Linked DNA regions of Homo sapiens: region 2 is linked to region 1. Evidence: chromatin contacts called from ENCODE Hi-C or POLR2A ChIA-PET data. All regions are on one chromosome and are shown on one strand. Each heading gives the region's core, a stretch centred on a gene start or an enhancer-like site at or near the end of the contact. The rest is flanking DNA. Distances are from core to core; before and after follow the strand shown.

Region 1 (6,606 bases), core at 2,690-5,189:
TAGATTTGGCCATGTGATTAGCTACAGTTAATGTTTGTAAGTGGAAGCCTTAAAAGTTGATGTGCAATTTGCTACACTCCCTTCCCACTGCCAAATGTTGGTGAAAACGTGTCAAGATGATGCCTCTGCCAGCTTGAGTCTTCATACCCTTCTTCTGACTTGCTTTGGACATGTAGTATCATGGAGAACTAGGATTTCAAACTGGATCATTTTGAGGGTAAAAGGGACAACAGGCACAATTTGACAATGTATGTTCATCCTAGTGAAACTTGTAATGTTAAGCCACTGAGACCTGGGGGTTGTTTTTTTACCGCAGCGTAACCTAGCCTATCTTGATTGATATATAAATGCATGTATAGAAATGCTCAATAACTCATTCATAGAAGTGCAACAAATGACTCATGTTGCACTATAACTGTGTGAGGTTGGTAAGAAAATGGATTCTAACATCTAGGCCTAAGGTGAGTCAGCTACATGGACACTGACAAGTGAGTAACCTGCTGGGATCAAGAGCTCTTGGCTTCCAAGTGAAGGCTCTTTTTCAGATCTTTCCAAGGAAATGTTACCAAGGAGCTACATTCAGGACAAAAGCTGCTGACATGAGAAAAGGGTTAGTATAGCCCAGAAAGACTAGCCTCGGTCTTGTCTGTATGACCGTATATGCTTAAGAGTATGGCACCAAGTTTTTACCGTGGAGGAGCCTGAGCCAACCTACAGAATGTTTGATTTGACCAGCAGAGTATTGTAGACAAAACATGAATTTGCAGCCCTTTCAGTTGAGGAAGCACTCTCAGCTTTGCCACTGCCCTTTGTTTCTTTCTGTCATTTGATCCTGCTCTTTTCCACTTCTTCACCTCAGTTGTATTACCTGCCTGGCTTTTGAAGACATTTGAGTTTGGACCTCTGCAGGGAACCATTGTACCTGAGATGGAAAGCACAGCAGCCCGCATGGACAGAAACAGGGCACTTCACCTCTGCAGTGTTCCTTCCATAACCCCAGTCTAATCATAAGCAAAATAATCAGACAAACCCAGATTAGGAGACATCCTACAGGATACCTGGACAGCATTCCTAAAGCCTGTCAGGGTCACAAAAAACAAGGAAAGACTGAAGACTGTCATAGGCCAGAAGCAAATGGAGAGACATGGCAACTAAATGCAATGTAGTGTCCTGGATCAGATACTAGAATAGTAAGTAACAGGTCATCAATAGGAACACTGGTGAAGTCTGAAGAATGTCTGGAATTTAGATAACAGTTACGTACCAATAATGGGCTCTTAGTTTTGACAAATGTACCATGGTAATGTAAGACATTAACAATGGGAGAAACTGGGTGAGGGGTATACAGGAATTCTCTTTGCTTATATGTGTGACTTTTCTGTAAATCTAAAATTATTCCAACATAAAAAATTTAAAAATCCTTCTTTGTATAGCGATGAAAATGGAATGAGCCCATCCAGAACCCATTTCTTCCCTTCTCTCCACATTCCAGATACTTGAGATGCAGTAATTCTTTGCTCACATGTCTCCAGACCTACACAGGACTCTTCTACATCTCCATCTTCCACATGGAGACTATGCTACCATTATAAATCTGTCTAGGCCCCTGTGGTCCCCAAAAGGAGGCTGTTTACAAGCTCGTGTGGACAGGGCTTGGATAGGGAAGCCAGTGTGCCTATGTGCAGGAGGCTCCTTGTGGGGTCGGATGAAGCCAGGGGATGGGAAAAGAGGGTGAGTGGGCTGCCAGTGGGGATCCCTAGCTGTCCCAGGTCATCACATTCTGGGGAGAACTCTGAGAAGTCCAAGAAGGCTGCAGCTGAGCTTGGCCTCTCAGATCTTTACACATATTTATGAAAAGTAGGAGGACGGAACATATTAATTCATCAGTCTCTTAGCTTGATGTAAAACTTTTAGGTATCCAGACATATGGTGCGTGGGCCTCCACTGGTATCTGAGTGGGAAGACACATGGGCCAGGTGCTGTGAATCTCTCTCCGCACCTGCTAGAAGTGGTGCTCAGGGCTGTTGCCCTTCACCTTGCTTTGCAGTGTATATTTCTTAGTAGAGGTTGCAGAAGCCCAATCAAACAAGCAGAATATGGCACAGCAGCCTCAGGACAGAATTCACCCTCCCTCTACCCCACGTCGCATCCCAGGGCAGGAAATATTACCCAAGTGGGGATAAAGGATATCACGGCTTTTTGTACAAAAGGTCCACATGTCAAAATACATGTGGTTGGCTTTAAACACAAGGAGAAAGACACAAAAGGATCCTGGTTGAAGTCTTATGGGAAAAATGACCAGGACCAATGCTGAAGTTTTATCAAGGAGCAGGCATATCTTTGCTCTGCAGGAACTGGGGAAATGTGTATATGTGTGTGTTGAAGGGATGGGGACCAATCCACTCCAAGGTCAGATCTGCTCTGAAAGCCAGGCCACTGTGCCCCACGTTTTCAGAATAAGGCATCAGATCCCACCCAGGGAACAGCATCTGGGGTCACCGTGTGGCCTTCACCTTCACCTGCCTCCTCTAGACTCAGAACATGTTAGAGAGCTCCACAGTGGACACCTTTATATAAACATAAAATACAAAAATACAGAAAGCATATATTTATAAACAATAAATAAATAGGTAAACATAATAAAATTTAAATAAATACGCATAAATAGAATACACATTTTATAAAAAGGAAGCCTGCAGAAGACACACGGCTTTCCTAACACACATAACGCCCAGGCCGGCCAGGCCGGCCAGGCACTTCCAGCTGCCTCCGGCACACCGCCACTAGGGGGAGCGGGGTCCCTGCACTTCCTGTGGTGGTGGTGGTTATTCTCCAAGACATTTTAAAGGCCCCACTTCATCCTCTTTTTTATTTTTCCCACTCTCCTGCCCACAGAGCCCAGAACAAGGGGGAAATGGAAACAATGAGAGAAGACATATTTTCTCCTAACAGTAGGTTCTCACTCAAGTCTCGCCCACCCCGGGGAATTCTGACTCAGTTGGTCTAACTAGGGTATAGTCTGGGCATCAGGAGTTTTGAAGTTCCTTGCATTGTTCTGCTGCTCTAACACCCCCACACCTGGGAAGACGTTTTCTGTTTTAGGCCAACGTTTCCCAAACTGCCATGCCACTGAGACTTCATTCAGGAGAAAGACATCCTTGGGCATCCTTTCAGCAGCACTGGGCAAATCCATGCTATAAGTGTAGACACAATAATGGTGAACTTATACTTCATGCAGTGTCAATAGACACATAATACTCTCCCCCATTGCTTGCTATTAGCACCATATTTGGCACAGATAAAAATCAATATAAAAATAGCTTACTGCGAGGGCTAGAACTTAAATACCTAAACTATTTCACTATTTTAAAAAACACAACCTAAGGCAATAATTTGTTTCAAGACTTTAAAGTGCTAAGTAAATATTTTAAATTGTAAAATTATGATACGTATTCTTGATAATTACTAGGCTTTTCATTTGCACAGAGGTCCTTTGCATATGAATCTGAAGGCACCAAGTGTTTTTTTTTTTTTTTTCCAGAAAATATGTAAGGAATCTTGAAGGGTAGACTCAACTCCTTGGAATGCTCTTCACTGATCACTTGTCCTGAGGCCAAAGCAGGCAAAGCCCCAGGGGCAGCTCTAGAATGTCTGTGAGAGACTTAGTCCTAATGCTGACAGCCTGGTGGCACAGACTGCCTGCTAGGCCCATGTCTCCTGCCCCCACTGAACTGTACTTTCCCTCTTTGTTAAAAGGAAGAGAAGCAATCCAGAAAAGAATTTGAAAAAGGAAATGAACTGGAATGTCACTGGTAATAGTCTCTGCCTCTACATGGGGAACAAAGAGAGTTCATCTGATAGGTAAAAAAACAAGGGATGGGTCTGGGCAAGATGGTTCATGCCTGTAATCCGAGCACGTTGGGAGACCAAGGTGGGAAGATCACTTGAGCTCAGGAGTTGGAAACAAGCCTGGGCAACATAGCAAACCTCGTCTCTAAAAATAAAAAACTTAGCTGGGCATAGTGGTGCACTGCACACGTGTGGTCCCTGTCAGGCCTCTGAGTCCAAGCCAAGCCATCACATCCCCTGTGACTTACATGTATATGCCCAGATGGCCTGAAGTAACTGAAGAATCACAAAAGAAGTGAATATGCCCTGCCCCACCTTAACTGATGACATTCCACCACAAAAGAAGTGTAAATGGCTGGTCCTTGCCTTAACTGATGATATTCCACCACAAAAGAAGTGAAAATGGCGGGTCCTTGCCTTATGTGATGACATTACCTTGTGAAAGTCCTTTTCCTGGCTCATCCTGGCTCAAAAATCACCCCCACTGAGCACCTTGCGACCCCCACTCCTGCCCGCCAAAGAACAAATCCCCTTTGACTGTAATTTTCCTTTACCTGCCCAAATCTTATAAAACGGCCCCACCCCTATCTCCCTTCGCTGACTCTCTTTTCGGACTCAGCCTGCCTGCACCCAGATGATTGAAAGCTTTATTGCTCACACAAAGCCTGTTTCGTGGTCTCTTCACACGGACACGCATGAAATTTGGTGCCGTGACTCAGATCGGGGGGCCTCCCTTGAGAGATCAATCCCCTGTCCTCCTGCTCTTTGCTCCATGAGAAAGATTCACCTATGACCTCAGGTCCGCAGACCGACCAGCCCAAGAAACATCTCACCAATTTCAAATCTGGTAAGCAGCCTCTTTTTACTCTCTTCTCCAACCTCCCTCACTATCCCTCAACCTCTTTCTCCTTTCAATCTTGGTGCCACACTTCAATCTCTCCCTTCTCTTAATTTCAATTCCTTTCATTTTCTGGTAGAGACAAAGGAGACACATTTTATCCTTGGACCCAAAACTCCGGCGCCGGTCATGGACTAGGGAAGGCAGCCTTCTCTTGGTGTTTAATCATTGCAGGGATGCCTCTCTAGTTATTCACTCAGGTTTCAGAGGTGTCAGACCACACAGGGATGCCTGCCTTGGTCTTTCACTCTTAGCGGCAAGTCCTGCTTTTCTGGGGGAGGGGCAAGTACCCCAACCCCTTCTCTCCATGTCTCTACCCCTTCTCTGCCTTTCTGGGGGGCAAGAAACCCCTGACCCCTTCTCCTTCACTCTTAGTGGCAAGTCCTGCTTTTCTAGGGGAGGGGGAAGTACCCCAACCCCTTCTCTGTGTCTCTACCCCTTCTCCTCCTTTCTGGGGGGCAAGAAACCCCCAACCCCTTCTCCTTCACCCTTAGTGGCAAGTTCTGCTTTTCTGGGAGAGTGGCAAGTACCCCAACCTCATATCTCTGCACCCCAATCCCTTATTTCCATGCCCCGACTACTTATATCTCTGCACCCTGATCCCTTATTTCCATGCCCCAACCTCTTATATCTCTGCACCCCTATCCTTTATTTCCATGCCCTGACCTCGTATCTCTGTGCCCTGACCCCTTTCCTGCTTTTCTGGAGGGTAAGAACCCCCGAATCCCTTCCCTCCATGTCTCTACTCTCCCTTCTCTCTGGACTTGCTTCCTTCACTATGGGCAACCTTCCACCTTCCATTCCTCCTTCTTCTCCCTTAGCCTGTGTTCTCAAAAACTTAAAAGCTCTTCAACTCACACCTGACCTAAAACCTAAATGCCTTATTTTCTTCTGCAATGCCACTTGACCCCAATACAAACTCGACAGTAGTTCCAAATAGCCAGAAAACGGCACTTTCAATTTTTCCATCCTGCAAGATCTAAATAATTCTTGTCATAAAATAGGCAAACGGTCTGAGGTGCCTGACGACCAGACATTCTTTTACACATTGGTCCCTTCCTAGTCTCTGTGCCCGTGCAACTCGTCCCAAATCTTCCTTTTTTCCCTCCCGCCTGTCCCCTCAATCCCAACCCCAAGCTTCACTGAGTCTTTCTAATCTTCCTTTTCTACAGACCCATCTGACCTTTCCCCTCCTCCCCAGGCTGCTCCTCGCCAGGCCGAGCTAGGTCCCAATTCTTCCTCAACCTCCGCTCCTCCACCCTATAATCTTTTTATCACCTCCCCTCCTCACACCTGGTCCGGTTTACAGTTTCATTCCGTGAGTAGCCCTCCCCCACCTGCCCAGCAATTTCCTCTTAAAAAGGTGGCTGAAGCTAAAGGCATAGTCAAGGTTAATGCTCCTTTTTCCTTATCAGACCTCTCCCAAATCGTGAGCATTTAGGCTCTTTCATCAAATATGAAAAACCCAGCCCAGTTCATGGCTCATTCGGCAGCATCCCTGAGACGCTTTACAGCCCTAAACCCTAAAATGTCAAAAGGCCGTCTTATTCTCAATATACATTTTATTACCCAATCTGCTCCTAACATTAAATAAAACTCGAAAAATTAAATTCCAGCCCTGAAACCCCACAACACGACTTAATTAACCTCACCTTCAAGGTGTACAATAATAGAGGCATCCAAGTAGCAACATATTTCTGAGTTGCAATTCCTTGCCTCCACTGTGAGACAAACCCCAGCCACATCTCCAGCACACAAGAACTCCAAACGCCTGAACCGCAGTGGCCAGGGGTTCCTCCAGAACCTCCTCCCCCAGGAGCTTGCTACAAGTGCTGGAAATCTGGCCACTGGGCTAAGGA
Region 2 (6,606 bases), core at 1,805-4,304, 46 kb after region 1:
AAAACAAGAATGGGGAAAGGATTTCCTGTTTAATAAATGGTTTTGGGAAAACTGGCTAGTCATATGTAGAAAACTGAAACTGGACCCCTTCCTTACACCCTATCCAAAAATTAACTCAAGATGGATTAAAGACTTAAATGTAAAGCCTGAAATCATAAAAACGCTAGAAGAAAACCTAGACAATACCATTCAGGACATAGGCATGGGCACAGATTTCATGACTAAAACACCAAAAGCAATTGCAACAAAAGCCAAAATTGACAAATGAAATCTAACTAAACAAAAGAGCTTCTGCACAGCAAAAGAAACTATCATCAGAGTGAACAGGCAACCTACAGAATAGGAGAAAAACTTTGCAATCTACCCATCTGACAAAGATCTAATATCCAGAATCTACAAAGAACTTAAACAAATTTACTAGAAAAAAACAAACAACCCCATCAAAAAATGGGCAAAGGATATAAACAGACACTTCTCAAAAGAAGACATTTATGCAGCCAACAAACATATGAAAAAAAGCTCATCATCACTGGTCATTAGAGCAATGCAAATCAAAACCACAATGAGATACCATCTCACGTCAGTCAGAATGGTGATTATTAAAAAGTCAGGAAACAACAGATGCCGGTGAGGCTGTGGAGAAAGAGGGACACTTTTACACTGCTGGTGGGAGTGTAAATTAGTTCAACCATTGTGGAAGACAGTGGGGTGATTTCTCAAGGATCTAGAACCAGAAATACCATATGACCCAGCAATCCCATTACTGAGTATATACCCAAAGAATTATGAATCATTCTGCTATAAAGACACATGCACACATATGTTTATTGCAGCACTATTTACAATAGCAAAAACTTGGAACCAACCCAAATCCCAAATGCCCATCAATGATAGACTGGATAAAGAATATGTGGCACATATACACCATGGAATACTACACAGTCATAAAAAAGAATGAGATCATGTCCTTTGCAGGGACAAGGATGAAGCTGGAAGCCATCATTCTCAGCAAACTAACACAGGAACAGAAAACCAAACACCGCATGTTCTCACTCATAAGTGGGAGTTGAACAATGAGAACACATGGACACAGGGAGGGGAACAACACATAGTGGGGCCTGTCAGGGGCTTGGGGGGGCAAGGGGAAGGAGAGCATTAGGGCAAACACCTAATGCATGAGGGACTTAAAATTTAGATGAAAAATTGATAGGTGCAGCAAACTACCATGGCACACGTATACCTGTGTAACAAACCTGCACATTCTGCACATGTATCCCAAAACTTAAAGTAAAAAAAAAAAATTCTCCATTTGGACCCACAGCCAGACTTGAGAACTCCTGGGATATAGGAACTGTAGGAACCAGACCTCTTTTGGGAAAGAGAGATGGCTTTCAGGAGGAGGTAAAGCTGAAGCTGGGAACCTGAACAAGCACAACAGTGAAGCTGTAGAGGGAGGAGGGAAGGACTTGAGGGGAATTTATCTAGGAGGTAATTAGAACCACCTGGTGACTGGAGCCTGGCCTGCTTCCTGGTTCCCTTTTCCCCTCTCTGGCTGGCCTGTTTCCATTTACAGGCTTACCTTCCAAGTCTCTAGAACCAAGACTGGGTGACACAAGGAGGTACTGCTCAAAATCAGATCACCCTTGCTTGGGTCCCCATTCTGGCAGCTGCACTTCTGCTCTGTACCCATGGCGTGCCTCAGCCCTGGAATCCAATATTTGCCCCTGCCGGCCCTTGTGTTTGTGTTTGTGTCTGTATTAGCCTGTTCTCGTGCTGCTAATAAAGTCATACCCAAGACTGGGTAATTTACAGAGGAAAGAGATTTAATTGACTCACAGTTCAGCATGGCTGGGGAGGCCTCAGGAAACTTACAATTATGGCAGAAAGGGAAGCAAACATGTCCTTCTGCACATGGTGGCAGGAAGGAGAAGTGCCATGCAAAGGGGGAAAAGCCCCCCTTATAAAACCATCAGATCTCATGAGAACTCACTATCACAAGAAGTGATACAATTCAATCACTTGAATTAAAGTGATTGAATTGTATCACTTCACACAAGAAGTGTAACAATTCAAGATGAGATTTGGGTGAGGACACAGCCAAAACATATCAGAGTCTCAGCAACCTGACCAGAGACACATGGGCCTTCTAAGATTGGAGCCCTCATTAATCCTTCTCCCTTTATTAGAGGTTTCTTAAGCTTTTGCCTGATTTCTGAATCCTGCCTGCTCCCAGGCTTACAATTCCACCTTCTATGCACTGCTGGGCCCCTCATGCATACCAGCTGTGTCACTGGGGAGTGCACGCCTGTTGCAGTGTCCTCTAGATGCCTTCTTCCACCTGCTTAATGCACGTCCTGCCACCCCACCCACCCTGGGAGCTGGGTCTGTTTACAGGGCCCTTTCCCTTGCACTTACGACAGCCCTGGTGCACTTCCCCACTTCTGGTTTCCATCTCCTAATCTGTACACAAGCAAGAGGCTTGCTTTAGTGATCCCTACAGCCTCTTTCAAGCCAAACATTCTATGATTCCCAAATCTGATCAATGATAACAGTGAGCATCAGAGTGCATGCAGAAAGTCCTTATGTTGGCTCTGGTTATCTTAAAACTTAGCCTACTAGCACATAATCTCAACATTCATAGAGGGCAAAACCATCAAGCAGGCTTGTTTTTAGTCAACGCACAAACAAAACCTGCATGGTTGGTTGATTGCATTGTTGAATAATCTCCTGGTAAGTTTCCTATTAATTTAAGTCTTTGTACCTCCAGCATTCTGGCTAATGCTTCACTCCACTCATCTTAAGTATATTTAGCTCACTCATTTTCCTCAGTTCTGTAAATTGAAGCAAAATACCTCCATGCTCCCTCTGATTTCCACAAAGCCTGCAAAAGCAGCTACCTTTAAAGAGGTCAAAACAGAAGAGATGCCACTTAAGGACAAATGAGGTCAGGCCTGGCCCTTGGACTTGGCTCTTCAAGTTCTGCTCTGTTGGCTGTGTACAGAATAAATTTTGGCTCCCAGCTGGCTGTGGTGGCCTGGACACAGATACACTGTGTTCATGGGCAGATCACAAGGGCCAGACCAATGATCTTTGCCAAACTCCTCACAGGCGGGAGGTTCTGAATCCCAGGGACTTCCAAGGTGGAAAGAAACTGCAGGTCGTTCAGGGCAACCCCTCTCCTTTACAAAGAAGAAAATGAGGCCCAGAAATGTCAAGTACCTTCTCTGAGGTTGCACATCAAATTAGTATGTGCTCATCTATGCTGTCTCTTTCATTCTGTCTGACCTGGAAATTCTGCTTTGTGGACTTTATGCCACAGATCTGCTCACACACAGGCACAATGATGTATAAGCAAGGTTATTCACTGCAACACGGCAGCAGAGTACAACACTGGAAGCAGCTTCAGTAACCATCAGGAGAGGACTGATGTTCAATGGAATGCTAAGCACCTGTAAGGAAGACTGAGGTAGCTCTCCATGTGCTGATATGGAAAGATCTCTGAGATACCTTAGATGAAGAACCCAAGGTGCTAAGCTGTGCCTATGGTATGCTACTGTTTGTGTGAAAATGGAGAAAAAGGCTAAGAGTATATGTGTGTGTGTGTGTGTGTGTGTGTGTGTGTGTGTGTGTTTGCTTATAACAGGTATGACTTTCATCTTGTTTGCCTATAGAGAGGGGAACTGCATGGCTGGGGATGCGAGGCAGAATTTTCACTATAAAACTTTTAACTAGGCTGGGCACGGTGGCTCACACCTGTAATCCCAGCACTTTGGGAGGCTGAGGCGGGCCGATCACGAGGTCAGGAGATCCACACCATCCTGGTTAACATGGTGAAACCCCCTCTCTACTAAAAATACAAACAATTAGCCAGGCATGGTGGCGTGCGCCTGTAGTCCCAGCTACCCGGGAGGCCGAGGAAGGAGAATTGCTTGAACCCAGGAGGCTGAGGTTGCAGTGAGCCGAGATCGCACCACTGCACTCCAGCCTGGGCTACAGAACGAAACAGTGTCAAAAAAAAAAAAAACTTCTAACTGTTGGTGCCATATTATTACTCATTCAAAAGCTTAAGTAAACATATAGACCATGTGGCAGACTGGGGTCCAGGTGGCTTGTCCAAGGTGATTCAGCTGGCTAAATGACAGAGCTGCTCCTGGGTCCCGGTCCTCCTTATTCTTGGCATGCACATACAAAAAAAAATGCTTTCCAAAATACTTGTTAAGTTCTAGAAAGAGGGAAGTGGTCAATTCAGAAGAGGAGGGGAAAATGGGGGAGGGGAGTAGAATACTGTTAAGGTGAAGACAGAAGACAGGGGGAAGAGGGAATGGGAAGCAGGAATGGAAGGAGAGTGGGCGGGAGCAGGAGCCTGTAGGAGAGAATGTGAATTTGCAGCCCGAGTGCCCTTGCAGACTCAAGATGGCTCCAGCTCAACATGCGCTTGTAGCCAAGATTCATTTGCTAAGCAGCAATAGCAAGAGAGTTAGTCCAGGAAGGAGGTGGCTGAGTGCAGCCACAAGCTCTGTAGAGGGCCATGAGCTATCCAGTCGGCATCCACCTCAACTCAAATTCCACAGAATAAGCCTCTCTGGGCAGCTGTGCTCTGCCATGTGCATGAGTTCAACAACACCACAGCCTCCCCCAAGAAATCTGCACATTCATTTTTCCAGCCTCCTGAGAGAGTGACACCTTTTGTGTGACATGACACTTTGTTTCTCCACCAGAGGTCTGACAGAACTTTCTGGGGTGTTGACTGGACACAGCCTTGGGCTGGTGCCACTGTGGCCCTGGGCAGAGGTCCTATTGAGTCAGCCATTGTCTCTTTTCCATTTTCTAAACATGCCCCTTACAGTTAAGAGAACTTGTCTGCCAGAACACCATTTTACGTACTCTCCCTTGTCAGCTCAGACCATTTTGGAGACAGGAGAAGAGAAAGGTCTTGGGGAGTCAGGCTCTGGGCTGTCTCCACCCTCTTGTGATAAGGAATGGAGCTAGCTTTCCTAACAGCTGAAGCTCAGGCTCCATTGCTGGGACTCTATCTTACATTCTTTGGGAATCAACTCTCCTTTGTTGTCTTTCTTTTTCTCATTTGTTAAGCACAGAAGCAATTTTCTTTCTGGGTCTGTTTAGACAAACTAATGTAAACACCATGAGAAGCTTCAAACTCTCTCTGCCGATAGGCCAGCTCCGTTTTGCAGTCAAAAGTCATGTCTAAGCAAGGAGCCTGATGAGTACAAGGGGAACCCTAGAGGTGCTGTGGGACCATCCTGAGGTCTCACTGTGGCCTGGCTTCCAAGGGTCTGGGTCCCCAACCCCCAGCCATAACTGGGTCACAGGCTCCAAGGCACATTGTCTCCCTGGAGGATGTTTCAAATGGCTTGCCTCAGTCAATGCATTGTCAGAAAGGGGAGGGGAAGGCATCAAAGAAAGGGTTCATCTGACATAGGAAACCTCTTTGTGCAGAGATGACACAGTGATGCCTCAATGAACACACAAAGCATCTTTCACTAAAATCAGCCAGGCACAAAGGGGTAGCTGTGGTCTCCTAGACCCTTCTGCTCTGGTTGGCTGGTGCTGCAGCTGTGGAGGGAAGGCAGGGGTGTGGTCTCAGCACAGGTGTAAGCCCCGTACAGGTGGGCCATGTGTGTAGGATAAGGGGAGCTCACAATGTTATGGGCCTTGGACTTGTGCAAAGACAGCCAAATTCAGAGTCCTTTGGAATATAAAAACTTTTGCTCAGTCCCACAGCTTGCCTGGTCCAAGACCAGAGAGAGGCAGTCTGGGACCTCCTACCCTGGAGCCCTCTCCAAGTCGGCACACCTTATGTAAGGTATTCTCTCTGCCGCACCTCAGCCATTCATCCTCCATGTAGTTGCAAGATCAATCTTACTGAAAAACAGCTCTAATAACATTACTTACCCATCAAAAAACTATGATGACTTCCTGTTTTTACTACAGAATGATGGGCTAGTTTCTTAGTAATTAACTTACTTAAAACTAGGTGTAATAGGGGAAAATTTTCCAATTTTCTTATGGCAGTGAAGCTGAGGCCTGGCCCTCTGACTGCAGTTGGGAGATTTCTCCATTCCTGGTAAACTGCTCTGGCAGCATATATCTATTTCAAGCTACTTCTTAAGGCAATACATGGCACCTTTGAGGCAGGGTTTCATCCTCCATGGCAATTACTATTGGATGGTAGGACAGTCATGATCATTAATTATGAATATCTGATCTGACACAGTTTTGAGAAAGGGAATTGATTGATGGCAACTGTTCCTAGTATTTGCCATTCATACATTATAGAATCAAGAAGAAAAAGTGTGCGTGTGTGTGTGTGTACATAATCACAAACTATACTGTGTTCTCCTCATCACTAACAGTCTATTAATGTAGTCATTGCCAACAGCAACACATAGGTCCTGGTAAAGTAGTTGTCTCTGTTACAGCAGGGTGGGAAAGAGAGAAGGAGGCCCCATCACTGGGCCATGGTCAGGGAATCCATGTCTAAGTCTCATCCCTGTGACTATTATATCAGCTTCTGATAATAAAAATTTTTCTAATAAATATTGTCTTTGGAATCTCCTGTGGTGAAATTTATTCATGAATAAATGA

The links. Hi-C counts contacts between places; a loop is a spot of excess contacts on that map. ChIA-PET counts read pairs that join two places held with the same protein, here RNA polymerase II (POLR2A). Pooled maps may share reads with other maps.
Region 2: a pooled map shows a loop between it and region 1 (2.0-fold over the local background). The contact joins two enhancer-like sites. A Hi-C loop is called at or near these places in 4 of 168 maps with a recorded cell type or tissue (K562, OCI-LY7, dorsolateral prefrontal cortex and 1 more), 8 of 37 single-sample maps with no recorded cell type and 4 of 50 pooled maps. POLR2A ChIA-PET finds 5 or more read pairs at or near these places in 1 of 52 experiments (HEK293).

The regions. Positions count from the first base shown.
Region 1 is chr3:170,686,749-170,693,354 of GRCh38, reverse strand. The region is part of intron 2 of SLC7A14-AS1 (SLC7A14 antisense RNA 1); the gene reads right to left. Among named protein-coding and RNA genes, the nearest start is that of SLC7A14, 100 kb to the right of the region's middle. RefSeq lists enhancers at 3,719-4,291, 4,292-4,864. Within about 2 kb of position 3,939, at least 9 of the 41 ENCODE cell types and tissues checked have a DNase peak (open chromatin) inside an H3K27ac peak, as active enhancers do.
Region 2 is chr3:170,639,804-170,646,409 of GRCh38, reverse strand. The region is part of intron 2 of SLC7A14-AS1 (SLC7A14 antisense RNA 1); the gene reads right to left. Among named protein-coding and RNA genes, the nearest start is that of SLC7A14, 57 kb to the right of the region's middle. Within about 2 kb of position 3,054, at least 2 of the 41 ENCODE cell types and tissues checked have a DNase peak (open chromatin) inside an H3K27ac peak, as active enhancers do.